Linked DNA regions of Homo sapiens: regions 2 and 3 are each linked to region 1. The links are chromatin loops, found by intact Hi-C in ENCODE. Cell type or tissue: MCF 10A. All regions are shown on one strand.

Region 1 (5,000 bases):
CCTTCCTATCAGCCCGAGGACTTGGGAGCAACTCATGTGTGATGGACACAGGAGCATCCCAGGGTGGGAAATTGGTGCCAACTATTTTCTTGAAAGCCATAAGCTTCCAGGATGGGCCTAGAGCCTGTCTGCCTTCTCCAAATGGGACTGAAAGAGACTTGGTCATATGTTTAAAGACTACAAAGAGGTGTACAGGAGACTCAGGATCCAAGTCACTCCCTCCCCTCCCTCTCGTTGCCCTCTCATCTGCTTTGAACAGCCCTGGAACTTAGTAAGTATTTAATAAGTTATATCCATGTTGTATCAGTCACTTAACAAGAGGGTGTTTTACAATGTTGAAGGTGTCCTTCATTGAATGAAATGACTGTCATACCCAAATTACATTATGGTTACAAGTCAAGGAAATACTTTTAAAAATACACACTCCTGGCCGGGTGCGGTGGCTCATGCCTGTAATCCCAGCATTTTGGGAGGCCGAGGTGGGCGGATCACAAGGTCAGGAGATCCTGGCTAACATGGTGAAACCCAGTCTGTACTAAAAATACAAAAAAATTAGCCAGGCATGGTGGCAGGTGCCTGTAGTCCCAGCCACCTGGGAGGCTGAGGCGGTAGAGTGGCATTAACCTGGGAGGTGGAGCTTGCAGTGAGCCAAGATCGCACCACTGCACTCCAGCCTGGGCGACAGAGCGAGACCCCATCTCAAACAAACAAACAAAAAAACACTTTACATGACAATATGCAAGAAATTTTAGTTCTTTTTTTTTTTTTTAAAGAACTGATGCAGCTTCAAGAATCAATGTGTATGTAAATGAAGAAACAAGAAACACTTCCCGAATATTTTTTCTGTTAAAGATAACCTGGGGGCCAGGCATGGTGGCTCACGCCTGTAATCCCAACACTTTGGGAGGCTGAGGCGGGCGTATCATGAGGTCAGGAGTTCAAGACCAGCCTGACCCACATGGTAAAACCCCATCTCTACTAAAAATACAAAAATTAACCAGGTGTGGTGGTGGGCCCCTGTAATGCCAGCTACTCAGGAGGCTGAGGCAGGAGAATCGCTTGAACCCGGGAGGCGGAGGTTGCAGTGAGCCTAGATCGTGCCATTGCACTCCAGCCTGGGTGATAAAGTGAGACTCCATCTCAAAAAAAGATGACCTGGAACTTAGTACATATCAGACAATGCTTTATGAATACTATTCTAACTGGGAACTTATCAATCTCCACTTTACCGATAGGGGATCAAAGCTGAGTAGTCATGTAACTTGCCCAGGTCATAAACAGGGGCTCAAGGTTTTGAATCCATGCAGTCGGATGGTCTGTGCACTGACCACACCACTACATAGTTCCTCCTCGAGAGGCCCCAGGGAGAATAGGTGGGATGTGAGTTTGACATGCTATACTCCTGGTGGTATCCCTGGGATATAAGGGTTTTATTCTGGTGAAAGAAAAAAAAAATCACAGCTGGGTGTGGTAGCTCACGCCTATAATCCCAGCACTCTGGGAGGCCGAGGTAGGCAGATTGCTTGAGCTCAGGAGCTCAAGACCAGCCTAGGCAACATGGTGAGATTCTGTCTCTAAAAATAATATAAATAATATTTTAAATTATATTTTTATTTATATTTTACATTATTTTTATTATTTTATATTATTATTATTATCATTTTTGAGACAGTCTCATTCTAGTCCCCCAGGCTGGAGTGCAATGACGCAATCACGGCTTACTGCAATCTCTGCCTCCCAGGTTCAAGCGATTCTCCTGCCTCAGCCTCCCCAGTAGCTGGGATTACAGGCACCTGACACCACACCCGGCTAATTTTTGTATTTTTAGTAGAGACGGGGTTTCACCATCTTGGCCAGGCTGGTCTCAAACTCCTGACCTCAGATGATCCACCCGCCTCAGCCTCCCCAAGTGCTGGGATTACAGGCGTTAGCCACCTCCCCTGGCCAATAATAATTATAATTAGCTGGGTGTGGTGGTGGTCTCCTGTAGTCTCAGCTGCTCAAGAGGCTGAGGTGGGAGGATCACTTCAGTCAGGAGGCGGGGGCTGCAGTGAGTTGAGATAGTGCTACTGCACTCCAGCCTGGGTGACAGAGTTTAAGACTCTCTCTCTGAAAGAAAGAAAAAAAAAATCTGTGGAACCATCAGGGAGCATCTCGGAAGCAGCTGGCATCATTCTGTTAGGAACATGAATGTGAAATTATTGAAATTTTCCAGGAATTTCTCCCAAGAGCTAGCAGCTGTAATAGACAGGTCTGTTGTTGCTATGCTTTCCTGCCTATGCCTTCAGATTGCTTTTGATATGCTCTCACTGAAGCACTGGCCTTTCCTTTTCAGCATTCATCTCAGTTTGTCATGAATCCCTCATGTATGACATCATTTGATTACCCCTGGTCTCCTCCACTAGCCCACAGGCTACCTGTACTTCCTTCTACCCCACCCGTGTCTGCATCTGATTGACCCGTGGTGCTCTCTCGCGTGGAACTGAACAGACTCCTCTGCTTTTCACTCACCAGTGGAGTTGGGGTCTTTTCTACATCCAGAATTAACTTGCCAATGTTCCCTCGGTCGTGAATCCGCTGCATGGCCTCCTTCACCTGCGCGAAAAGGTGAGAAACAGAGGTGCTGGTTAGGCGAGATGTTCCCCAGTTAAAAAGGGGGCCTGGAGAACTCAAACTGTCAAGTGACCACCAGAGGGCGCTGCGGCTCAAGTTTAGTGGCTAAGAGGTTGCTGTTGGACGCTGGGGTGCAACTACATTCTGGTTGGGCCATTCACACACACTGATCTTGTGCAAACATCTTCTGGGTCGGAAAAGTGAGGGTGACAGCTCTTGAAATAAGTAGATGAACATTCCTTAAAAGGGTGGGGGAAGGTTCTCTGGAGTTCTCAGAATTATGTGCTGCAGGGTGGCAGGGTGCATTAGTCAGATTAGATTTTGACCAATAGAGATATTTTCTGAAGGTCATTTGTGCCCTGCTTACTTCAATGTTATTTAACTGTGACTCGTAGTTGGGCTAAATTGACCCATTACTCAAGGCTGAACTGAACTCAGGAAAATTCTCACGATTCTGGTTATTGGGAGGAAATGTTGTCTCTATCTAAGTGCAGTTTCCCCTCAACACTATAATATTCTCCCCAGGAAAGAGGGCCTCCTGTTTCTTTTCAAATGTTGGGGGCTTGCCAGGCCAACAGGTGTCTCCTGGGATCCTCTGAAACGGTAAGTTTGTGGCAGAATCCAATTTGCCTTTTGAGCATTTCATTCTGTTGCCATGTGGAATTCCAACTGTTGAGGTGGGGATGGGGAGGGAGGCATGAGAGTTAAATGAAATCCAGAAAGGGCAACATGGAGCTTGGTGCTTGGTACAGGCCCATGCTCCACATCTCAATGAAATCTGCGTGGAAATGCAACATCTCTTGATTAAGAAAAAAAAAAAAGTTTTAATAGATCTAGCCTAAATATTTTTCCTGAAGTCTCAAATGTTTAAAATTTGTGTTAATTCAGTCCAAAAATATTCATTAAATGTTGCGTCTAGCCTAGATGCTATGGTTAAACAAAATTAAAAAGTAAGATACAGTGCCTGCCTTTGAGGAACTCACCCTGTGGCTGATTGATAGAGCAGTATTTGCTTGTATGAAAACCGAAGACTTCTACACATTTGGATAACAACTTGACACAGCTATTAAAATGTTTGTATTCTAATTGCTTTTCTGGAACTTTATCCTAAAGACATAATTTAAATTATGGGGAAAAAAACTTATTACACAAAAGATACTCAATTACAGTATTGCTTTTTATGGCAGAACATTGAAGCAACTTATATGTCCCAGAGATAAGGGGATGATTAAGTAAATAATGACTCTCACATGTGTCTACTGAAAGGAAATGATATGTGGTTGTTAAAGAAGATAAAGATATATACAGCTAATTACAAAGACTACATAGCAGAATTAAATGTTGTAATATTGCTAAATGAGAACTGACATGCATATTTAAAATGTTTTAATCTCTAGCTCCATAAAAACACACATATACTAAAATAACTAGAAAGGGCTATGGATATATGATAAAACATCATGTAGAAGAAATGGATGCCTTTTAACTTTAGCGTCAGTCTGGTAACATATTATCAAATCAGTATTTAATATAAATGCACTTTTAAATGCAGTCTTTGGACAACCTGGCAGTGATCGGAATCAACACATTTTTGGGGGGACAGGGTCTTGCTCTGTTGCCTTGGCTGGAGTAAAGCAGTACAATCACAGATCACTGCAGGTTTGACCTCCTGGTCTCAAGCAATGCTCCCACGTCAGCCTACCAAGTAGCTAGGATTACTGGCAAGCGTCACCACGTGCTCAGCTAATTTTTTGCCTTTTTTTTTTTTTTTTTTTTTTTTAGTAGAGATGTGGTTTTGCCATGTTGCCCAGGCTGCTCATGAACTGTTGGCCTCAAGTGATCCTCCCCCGTTGGCCTCCCCTAAGTGCTGAGATGACAGGCATGAGCCACTGTGCCCGGCCCTGATCTCTGATTAATAGTGTCATATGATTGTTAAAATTTCTTGACCCTAATACATAATTCAGTAGATTCCTTTTATTTTTGTAGTGAGCTCTGCTTTTCAAAGGTTTTCACATTTGTTCATTATAGCTACTGCCCACCGGGAATCTTCATATATTGTAGCAGACACCTTCTAAAATGGTTGTCAGTCATCCCCATTGCCTGGTACTCATCCCCTCCCCGTGAACATGGGCTACACCTAGTGACTTGCTTCTAAGCAACAGAATAGAGCAAAAGTGATGATACATCACTTCCAAAATTAGGTAATAAAGGACCGTGACTTCCATCTTGCAGTCCCTCTTTCTCTAACTCTTGATGCTTCCTTGTTCTGATGACTCAAACTGCCATGTTGTGAGCTGCCCTATGGAGAGGTCCACATGGCAAGAAACTGAAGGCAGACCCCAGCCGACAGTCAATGAGGAGCAGATACCCTCGGTCCAAATGCCAGT
Region 2 (5,000 bases), 300 kb after region 1:
CCACCACGCCCAGCTAATTTTTGTATTTTTAGTAGAGATGGGGTTTCACCATGTCGGCCAGGGGTGGTCTCGAACTCCTGGCCTCAAGTGATCCACCCACCTCCACCTCCCAAAGTATTGGGATTACAGGTGTGAGTCCCCGTGCCAGGCTTTTTTTTTTTTTTTTTTCCTGGGACAGGGTCTCACTCCTGTCTCCCAGGCTGGAGTGGCAGTGGCACAATCACAGCTCACCACAGCCTTGATGTCCTGGGCTCAGGTGATCGTCCCGCCTCAGCCTCCCAAGTAGCTGGGACTATAGGTGCATTGCTAATATTTTTTGTATTTTTAGTAGAGATGGGGTCTCTTTATCTTGCCCAGGCTGGCCTTGAACTCCTGGGTTCAGGCAATCCTTGCCCCTCGGCCTCCCAAAGTGCTGGAATCACAGGCATGAGCCACTGTGCCTGGTATCTCCTACTATCATTGCAACTTTTGGTGAATGATATGGTTTGGCTGTGTCCCCACCCAAATCTCATCTTGAACTGTAGTTCCCATAATCCCCACGTGTCGTGAGAGAGACCCAGTGGGAGGTAATTGAATCATAGGGGCACTTACCTCCATGCTGTTCTCATGATATTGAGTGAGTTCTCACAAGATCTGATGGTTTTATAAGTGGTTCTTCCCACCTTCTCACTCTGCACTTCTCCTTGCTGCTGCCACGTGAGGAAGGATGTGTTCGCATTCCCTTCCACCATGATTGTGGACTTCCTGAGGCCTCCCCAGCCATGCTGAACTGTGAGTCAATTAAGCCTCTTTCTTTATAAATTACCCCGTCTCGGGTATGTCTTTATTAGCAGTGTGAGAATAATCTAATACAGTGAGTACCTGACATTTTTTAATCCTCAGATTTTCTGTCAGAAAACATAAAAATTACGTCTGTTCCAGAGGGTTTTGTTTTGCTTCTGTTTGTTTGTTTTTGAGACAGAATTTCGTTCTTGTTGTCCAGGTTGGAGTGCGATGGCACCGTCTCAGCTCACTGCAACCTCCGGCTCCCGGGTTCAAGGGATTCTCTTGCCTCAGCCTCCCAAGTAGCTGGGATTACAGACGCCCACCGCCATGCCTGGCTACGTTTTTTGTATTTTTATAGTGACGGGGTTTCACCATGTTGGCCAGGCTTGTCTTGAACTCTAACCTCGGGTGATCTGCCCGCCTCAGCCTCCCAAAGTGCTGGGATTACAGGCGTGAGCCACCGCACCCGGCCCCACTGGGTTATCGTGAGGGATTATAAAAATAATTTATATGGAGAGCTTGGCCCAAATTAGGTATCACAAAACATAGGCTATTAGTAACGGTAGTTGTGGTGTCCTGTAGAATCTTCTATCAGAGATAGAAGCACTGTTTTGTAATTATAGTTTAGAAACATCTAGAATGTGTTCAGATGTGAACTATTTGAGGAAGGAAATATCTTCTTATGTTCTTGGCATGAAGCACCGTGCCTGTCACACTGTGTTCCTCTATAAATATTTTTCTACTCATTGAGCTGAATGGTGCCTCATTTTATAGATGAGAGAAGCAAGCTCAGAGATGGTGAATGGTTTCCCTAGGTTGCATAATCTGTGCTATGATGGAATCCAGTATTTCTGGTCCTTCGCCTGAGGCATTTAGCCCGGTTAGCAAAATAGAACGATTGGCTGGGAAAAAGCTGGGAAGTGGGGCAGATTCATAACACACTGGCCAGGCTGCAGATCAGGAGGGTGCTCATGTTTTTAGCTGGACCTCATGGTTGGTTGCCTGAACCACTGTCTCCCTAGCACCTTTCATACCCTGAACTCTACTTTTCACTGTGCCTACCCAGCAAAACCTTAACATTGTGTCAGTAGTGAATTTTCCTTCCCTATTCTTACTCCCAGGCTTCTGAACTTTATGGCAGAAACCCATGTGACTAGGCAGGATGCTACATTACAAATTTTTGGATTCCAGTGCTTAATGAAGTACCTGGGACATAGTAGGCACTTGGTATGTCTTTGAGAGAGTATGTGAATGAGTGAATGAATTAACATGTCTTAGTTCAAAGTCCTGTAGTTGTCTTTGGTCAGCTCCTCTCCCACCTCCAAAGTCATTGAAGGCAATATAAGAGCAGCTGTGAGCCCATTCTCTGGAGTTTAGACCCAGTGGCACCATTTCCTATCAGCATGCTCTTGGGCAATGCACTTCATCTCTTGTCTTTGTCCTCATCTAACAATAGGGATCTCTTTGTCCTCATCTAAAAATAGGGATAGTAAGAATATTGACTTCATTGGGTGAGTGAGAGGAATTCATGCATTAATTCACGTAAAGCACTTCGCACTTGCCTGGTACATCAACGAATATTGTCCTATTATTATTATTATTACTCCTATAACCAACACAACCTCTGACTCCCAAACTGGGGAGGAAGATTTTGCTCTTGACTTGAAGGAGAGATTTGGATCCCTTAGGTGTGAATGATCTCACATTCTAAATTCCTACTCCCAGATTTTAAACCAGGGAGACACGTGGTCCAATTTGTATTCTAGAAAGAGTACAACTTCAGGAGAGTTACTTCAGAATAAGCCAAAATGTAGAACTATAGAAATTTAGAGGAGAAATAAGATTTGAGGGTCATTTATTAAATAAGATTTGAGGGTCATTTATTAAATTTGAGGGTTATTTATCAAATACGCCAAAATGTAGAATTATAGAAATTTAGAGGAGAAATCAGATTTGAGGGCCGTTACTTTTAATGGCGAAAACTGCACTTACTTTTGCAACCTAATAGAAAACTTTCACCATCCATTTGGGAAAATTGCAATCCACAGTTGAAGTGACTACCAGACTGACTCCAGGTCTCGGGCATATTGAGTCCCAGCTCCAAGTATTTAATATTTCTCATGCTGTCATCTCTTAGCGCACAGGCAAAAATGTGTCCTGTGCTTTTTAACCTCCTCTGACGCTGGTGGGTCTGTGCCATCCTCTCGTTTAGGTCTAACGGGGAGAATGTGTTGTATAATCCTGCCCTCTGCTGGATAGTGTGCATATTGCAGCAAAGGGAAGTGCATGAGAAATCCGTCAATAAAGCCAGCCAGATGTCAAACTGAAAGATTCTCCCTGCAAGGAGAAATGGCAATCCTGGGGTTCCTTGGGGTGTGTGTGAGGGATTTCTTGGAATTCTGGTACCAGGATGGAAAGCGTAGTCTTTTATTAAAGGAGCGGGGGCCGAGCAGTGGGGGGTGATAATGTTTCTTTCAAGAGGAATATTGGAAGCGGCCACTCCTTTAGCCACCCGTGTAATTGTCATTCTTTTACTAAGTCTCAAACTCTTTCCGTATTACTAAGAGGTGTTTTGCAGGAGTCCTGGTCTATTCTACTTTGTAAGTCTGTGAACATTTAGAAATTGGTTTATCAAGTCCCAGAAGAGTGCATGCAATGAATCTACCCTGTGGACAAAAAAATTTGCCAAGCATAGTCAGTTTTATAAAAGATGATCAAGTTAAACCGGGACTGAATGTAGCTATGAGTATAACCATTATTATGTCAAGAGGGTGACAGCTTCACAACGAAGCCTGTAATTCTCCATCACAGCGTTTATCTTGCTTATTGAATTCCTTAGACTTTCTTACAAGGCTACAGACTGCATAAGGGCAGGGATCATATTCACCTTATTTTGCTGCTGTAGCCCCAGAATTTAGTAACAGTGTCATGTACACACGAGATCCTCAATGATTAGTTCTTGCCTGACCAACTGAAAATCCTGTTGACTGTCTCTAAAGTCGTGTTGATAGCTGATAGGTGAAAAGTTCCTTTGTGTTTTTGGATAAATATCTGCAGTGTGGGTCATCGTGTTGCAATTGTTTAGTCTTCGACTGTGACCACAACACAAGGAATCCATGGAACTAAAAGTACATATTTGAGCTTAACTTTCTGAGCATTGAGGCTACCAACTCCTTAAAGGGGCAACCATGTGAGTAACAAGGCTTAATTTGATTATTTACTAATACAAAATGTGTGCTTTTATTAACTAGGGTTAGAGTTTTGCATTTACTGGCAATGAGAATTTGGGCAAGCCATTTATTGACGCTAAGCTTCTGTTTCTGTATGTTTCTGCGTGGAGATACAAGTAGTATCTATTTCATAGTTTTGTTCTGAAAAATAAACGAGTTAATTTATTTAATTTACTTGGCTCCAAGGCTTATACGTGGAAAATGATCCGTAAATATTATCAGTAAAAGAAGCGGGAGGAAGATACAGGAAGGAGAAAGAAATAGCTATGGTTGTTTTTTCAGATACAATTGGTGATTTCATTGCCCTTGTTATATTACCTATTAGGCATAATGTTTGTTAAATCTCATTAATTCAAACTACCTTTTTTTTTTTTTTTTTTTTGAGACCAAGTCTCGCCCTGTTGCCCAGGCTGGAGTGCAGTGGTGCAAACTCAGCTCACTGCAACTTCCACCTCCCGGGTTCAAGCGATTCTCCTGCTTTAGCCTCCTGAGTAGCTGAGATTACAGGCACCACACCTGGCTAATATTTGTATTTTTAGTAGTAACAGGGTTTCACCATGTTGGTCAGGCCGGTCTTGAGTTCCTGACCTCATGATCCGCCTGCCTCGGCCTCCCAAAGTGCTGGGATTACAGGTGTGAGCCACCGCGCCCGGCCTCAAACTCTTTTTTTTTTTTTTTTGAGACAGCGTCTGGCTCTGTCGCCCAGGCTGGAGTGCAGTGGCGCGATCTCGGCTCACTGCAAGCTCCGCCTCCTGGGTTCACGCCATTCTCCTGCCTCAGCCTCTCAAGTAGCTGGGACTACAGGAGCCCGCCACCGCTCCCGGCTAATTTTTTGTATTTCTAGTAGAGACGGGGTTTCACTGTGTTAGCCAGGATGGTCTCGATCTCCTGACCTCATGATCCACCCGCCTCGGCCTCCCAAAGTGCTGGGATTACAGGCGTGAGCCACCACGCCCGGCCTCAAACTCCTTTTATATAGAGAAACCACATTTTAGGTTTTAAGTT
Region 3 (5,000 bases), 370 kb after region 1:
CAATTAAACTCTTTACTGCAATGCTGTGGTCTTTATTTGTGCAGCAGACAGGAAGACTCTGCCAGGCAGTTACAACAGTGCTTGCTCTGCTTCATATTTTCCTTCAGGAGTTTTATCCTAAAATGTAAATATTGATCAGCTTTTTAAATTGTCTTGGAAGTAGGGGCCATGCCCGTCTTGTTTCCATCCTCTATTTCCTTCTCTGCTGTTTACTTTTGGGTTATTTAAACATTTTAAAAAAATCTACTGTGTTTTAACCATATATTTTTGTCTGGTTTTTAAGTAGTTGCCCTGAGGTTTATAATTACATATTTAGCTTTTTAACTGTCTACTGAAATTCAACATTTTACCATTTCCAGTGGAATATCAACACTCCTATAAGCATCTCTTTACTTCCCTTTAGGTTATAATTTTTCATCCAGTACATCTATGTATATTGAAAACCCCAGTAAACGGTGTTTAATTTTTGCTTTCCATCTTTTTTCTCAAGCGAAGAATGGTCTATTTACTCTTTCATTTGCTCTTTATTGCTGATGTTTAAAATTTCTATCTGGTATCATTTTCCTTCCTCTTGAGGAGCTTGCTTTAGCAATTTGGTGAGGGCAGATCTGTTGTAAACGATTTTTCTTAGTTTTTCTTCATCTGAGCATGTCCTTATTTCAACTTTATTTCTGAAGGATATTTTTTCTGGATGTAGAGTTTGTGTTGACAGTTCTTTCATTTCAACACTTTAAGAATAGTGTGCAACTACCCTCTGGGCCCATAGTTTTGAAACAGGATTTTTCTCGGCCCCTTTGTTGGGCTCACAGCAGGGACATCCCATCAACTCGACCCATCACGCTCAGCCCCTTGCGGGAGGGAGCACATGAGCTCATGAGTACAGGATTCATCCAGCCACTCTGAGTGCCAACACAGGAGCAAATTCCTTGTCAGCCCACGGCCAGATCAGATGTGTTACCTCCAGGGGAACATGGCGGTGCCCAGGCAGAGGTGCCGGTGACCCCAAAGCAGCAGCGTTAGTGTGCTCTTTAGCTCTTTTAGTTCCACTGTCCACAGCCTGATGGACAGCAGTGTGTTAACAGCTCGGTCAGCCCCTTGCCCTGTTATATGAGGTGCTGCCCTCCACCAGCGAGGCCAAAGGGCCAGTGCTACAGCCTTTCAGAGTACCTGAGCTCAGTGTGTCCCAAGCTCTAGTCCAGAGTCCAAGAAGAATGAGGTCATGTTGATGATTAAAAGGTGATGAGAATGTAAGATTTTATTGAGCAATGAAATGGCTCTCATGAGAGAGAGGAGTTTGTGGGGGAGGGGGGTGGTTGTTCCCCACCCCTGCAGTCAGGTGATTCCTCCCTCTCTGTGTTTCTGGGTCAGAGGCTTATTATTATTATTATTATTTTTCGACAGGGCCTTGCTCTGTCATCCAGGCTGGAGTACAGTGGTGCCATCTTGGCTCACAGCAACCTCTGCTTCCCAGGTTTAAGCAATTCTCCTGCCTCAGCCTCTGGAGCAGCTGGGACTACAGGTGTGTACCATCACGCCCGACTAATATTTTTATATTTTTAGTAGAGATGGGGTTTTGCCATGTTGGCCAACCTGGTCTTGAATTCCTGACCTCAAGTGATCCACCCACCTTGGCCTGCCAAAGTGCTGGGTCAAGGGCTTTTTATGGACTCAGAATGGGGAGTGCATGCTGAGTGGTTTGTATGCAAAAGATTAAAATGAAGACACCACTCAAAGGTGGGCACAACAGTGTAGAAAACCAATTAGGAAAGGGTAGGAAAACGTAAAATAGGTAAAGGGTGGGGATCGACCAGAGGAAAGTATGCCAAATGGGAAGACAAGTTCTCAATCTGGTCTGAGGATTTAACCTGTAGCTTGGCTTTCAGGCTTTAAATTGTCTTTGCCTTGGAGGTGGGGTTTCAACAGGGATCTGCCCCTTTCTGCCTAGGCATTGAGCTGCCTCCTGTAACTATCAGTTTCTAGTGACAAATCTGCAGTAATTTCAATTGCTGTGTCTCTATGGATAATGACTTTATTCTTTTTCCTTAGTTTTTAACTGAGTAAGATGTGTCTTGGTGTGGATTTATTTTGGTTTGTCCTGTTTGGGAATTACTCAGCTTCTTGAATCTGTAGGTTTATGTCTTTCACCAAATTTGGGAAGTTTTCAACTTGTAATCTTCAAATATTTTTTCAGTACTGTATTCTTTCTATTTCCGGGATTTCAGTCACATGAATGTTAAAACATTTATTATCACGTAGATCCATGAGGCTCTATTAAAGTTTTTCAATCTTTTTCTTTCTTTTTAGATTGGGTAAGTTTTTTTGCTCTATCTTCAAGTTCACTGACTCTTTCTTCTGTTATCTTCATTCTATTAAGCCCATTCAGTGAGGGTTTTTTTTTTTTTTAAATCGCAGTTGTGCTTTTCAGTTCTAAGATACTGACTTGATTCTTCTGTATATCCTCTATGTCTTTGCTGAGACTTTCTCTCTTTCCTTTGGTTTCAAAAGCATTTAGAGTTGCTTGCTCAACCAACTGTATTTTTATACTATATTTTAAAGGCTTTCTCAGATAATTTCAACATTTGTATTATATTTGTGTTGATGTCCATTGATTATCTCTTACCATTTGAGTTTAGCCTTTCTTGATTTTTCATTTGTTGGAGTAATTTTAGATTGTATCCTGAACATTTTAAATGTAGTGATAATAGACTCTGGGTCTTTCTAAAATCCTGTGAAGGATGTTGATATTTTTCTTTTAGCAGTCAGTTGGGCTGTCTGAGGCCAGGCCCCAAGTTCTACCTGACATTCTATGGGTTATGATTCCAACATTTGTCCAGTTTTCAAACACTTTTCAGTGCTATTTGGATCTGCCCTGCATGTGCTCCATCTAGTGGCCAGTCTGGATCCTGGAAGGTAGTTTGTTCATTGAACAATGTATCTATGTAGTAGGCTGAGTAGGATCAGATCTGTACATGCACTGTAAGAGAATGAGCCCAAATGTTCATAAACACATTTATGGGTTTGTTTTCTTGAGTTCTACTTTATTTCATGCCTTTAATATTTTCTGTTTCCTGGAAGTTCCTCTTTTTGGCCTTCTGATTACAAAACTAGAAATCGATTATCCCACTCTGGTGGGTTGGTTGCCAGTGGTGGGGATACAGAGAGAAAAATGGAGGTTTTCCCTCAATCTCTTGGGATCACAAGTCCAGAAAACAGAAATTTCTCTCCCATAGAGTTTTGGCTTCTGTGAGTGCCTGTTATTGGAGCTCTTCTGCCACCCTCGCAAAATTGATTTTTATGAAAAAACAATCTTAGTAATAATAACAAAGGAGAGTAGAAAATTTGAGGAGGTCATAAATATGTTGATGGCCTTGATGGTGGTGATGGTTTCATGGGTGTTTACTTTCCCCAAACTCATTAAGATGTTTACACTGAAATGTACAGCTTTTTATGTGTCAGCTAAAAAATAGAAAAAAGAGAAAACCAAATGGGGATTTCTATAGTTTCTTTTGGAGGTAGGAGTTCCCTTCTCAGGTCCTCATGGCTTCTCCTACAGTTTTCTCATCTGTCTCTGCACTGTTGCCCACTACCAGGTCTGGTGTTTAAGTTCAGGCCAAGATATACTAGAGGAAAGAAGATTGAAAAACCCACCTGTGGTTCAGCAGCATTTCAAATTCTGGTCTTCTCCCCCAATCTGTGTGCTGCCATTTCCTTCTCAGAGTCCTCAAATAGCTGCTTTGTGTGTTGTGTCCATGTTTTATTGCTCTATTCAATGGGAGAGGCAGAATCGAGTGTGTTTCTTCATGTTACCTGGAAACAGAAATCCTTAGTTATTGATTTAGGTGAGACACAAAACCTTCTGCTATTTGTGCTGATTCTGTAACCCAAATAGCTGCCTTGTTTTATTCGTGGGGAGCCACTGGAGTTCTAATCCTGGTGCTGGAGTGAGTTGGTCAAGTTAGTTAATGTCTCTGAGGCGTTGTGTACATTGTGAATACTGTAGTATTACCTGCCCAACTTGTCCCCTTCCCATGATTATTGTGATGATAAAAAAAGATGTTGGATGTGACAATACTTTGAAAAGTATAAAGTGGGCTGGGTGGAGTGGCTTACACCTGTAATCCCAGCACTTTGGGAGGCCGAGGTGGGCCTATCATTTGAGGCCAGGAGTTTGTGACCAGCCTGGTCAGCATGGTGAAACCCCATCTCTACTAAAAATACAAAAATGTGTTGGGTGTGGTAACAGGTGCCTGTAATCCCAGGTACTCAGGAGGCTGAGGCAGGAGAATCGCTTCAACCTGGGAGGCAGATGTTGCAGTGAGATGAGATCAAGCCACTGCACTCCAACCTGGGCAACAGAATGAGATTCATCTCAAAAAAAAAAAAGTATAAAGTGGTATATAGAAAATAAATTATCTCCTGCGACCTGCAGAAAGTGATTGATAGGTGTATTCCTGGAATAGGGATGGAGGATCGAGCAGCTGTCTGTCTGTGTTGGGCTGGGAGCACCTCTAGGACTCCCTCATCCCCCGTGTACTCTGTACACAGGCCACCATCCTTCCTCCCTGAACCTCTCTTCTCTCTCAGGTTTCTGGGCACTGTAAGAAGCATTGTTGCTAATTAAAGACTAACAGACCAGAAATCAGGGGATGAAACTCATGATTCTGTCACTGATAATCTCTTCACTTTTCCTCACGGTGTTCCAGTTTCCTCATCTTTAAAATAAAAAGAATCAAAAGTCAACGATTTTCAAGCTCTGTTTTATGGAGTCTTTGTCAACCAGCACTCCCTTAGTAGCGGTGAATGCTTGGGGTGGGGGTCAGGTTGGAGATGGGAGGGCTGAGATGACAGTTTGATTTTCATCTGCTTTCGAGACAGGGTCTTGCTCTGTCAGCCTGATCATGGCTCACTGCAGCTTCAACCTCCCAGGGCTAAATCAGTCCTTCTACCTCAGCCTCCCGAGTAGCTAGGACAACAGGCATGTGCTACCATACCCAGCTAAT

Evidence for each region. Peaks named below come from ENCODE experiments on the same cell type or tissue, not always from the same donor. Only the 100,000 strongest peaks of a DNase experiment are listed, where the experiment ranks them.
Region 2: a loop joins it to region 1, with 17 times the contacts of the local background. A loop is called at or near these places in 104 of 110 quality-filtered maps.
Region 3: a loop joins it to region 1, with 11 times the contacts of the local background. A loop is called at or near these places in 11 of 110 quality-filtered maps.

The regions. Positions count from the first base shown.
Region 1 is chr16:77,969,445-77,974,444 of GRCh38, reverse strand. It overlaps VAT1L (vesicle amine transport 1 like), which reads right to left. Exons shown (of 9, transcript NM_020927.3): 8 at 2,512-2,595. LOC105371351 (a long non-coding RNA gene) reads left to right here and starts at 2,725. Exons shown (of 3, transcript XR_007065123.1): 1 at 2,725-3,216. RefSeq lists an enhancer at 4,529-5,000. In MCF 10A, a CTCF peak has its summit at 2,693 (motif pointing right); a DNase peak (open chromatin) is centred at 2,714.
Region 2 is chr16:77,673,928-77,678,927 of GRCh38, reverse strand. No RefSeq gene overlaps it. Among named protein-coding and RNA genes, the nearest start is that of NUDT7, 46 kb to the left of the region's middle. In MCF 10A, a CTCF peak has its summit at 3,022 (motif pointing left); a DNase peak (open chromatin) is centred at 2,987.
Region 3 is chr16:77,597,892-77,602,891 of GRCh38, reverse strand. It overlaps LINC02131 (long intergenic non-protein coding RNA 2131), which reads right to left. Exons shown (of 3, transcript NR_184319.1): 2 at 3,649-3,807. Among named protein-coding and RNA genes, the nearest start is that of LINC02131, 9.5 kb to the right of the region's middle. In MCF 10A, a CTCF peak has its summit at 2,881 (motif pointing left); a DNase peak (open chromatin) is centred at 2,891.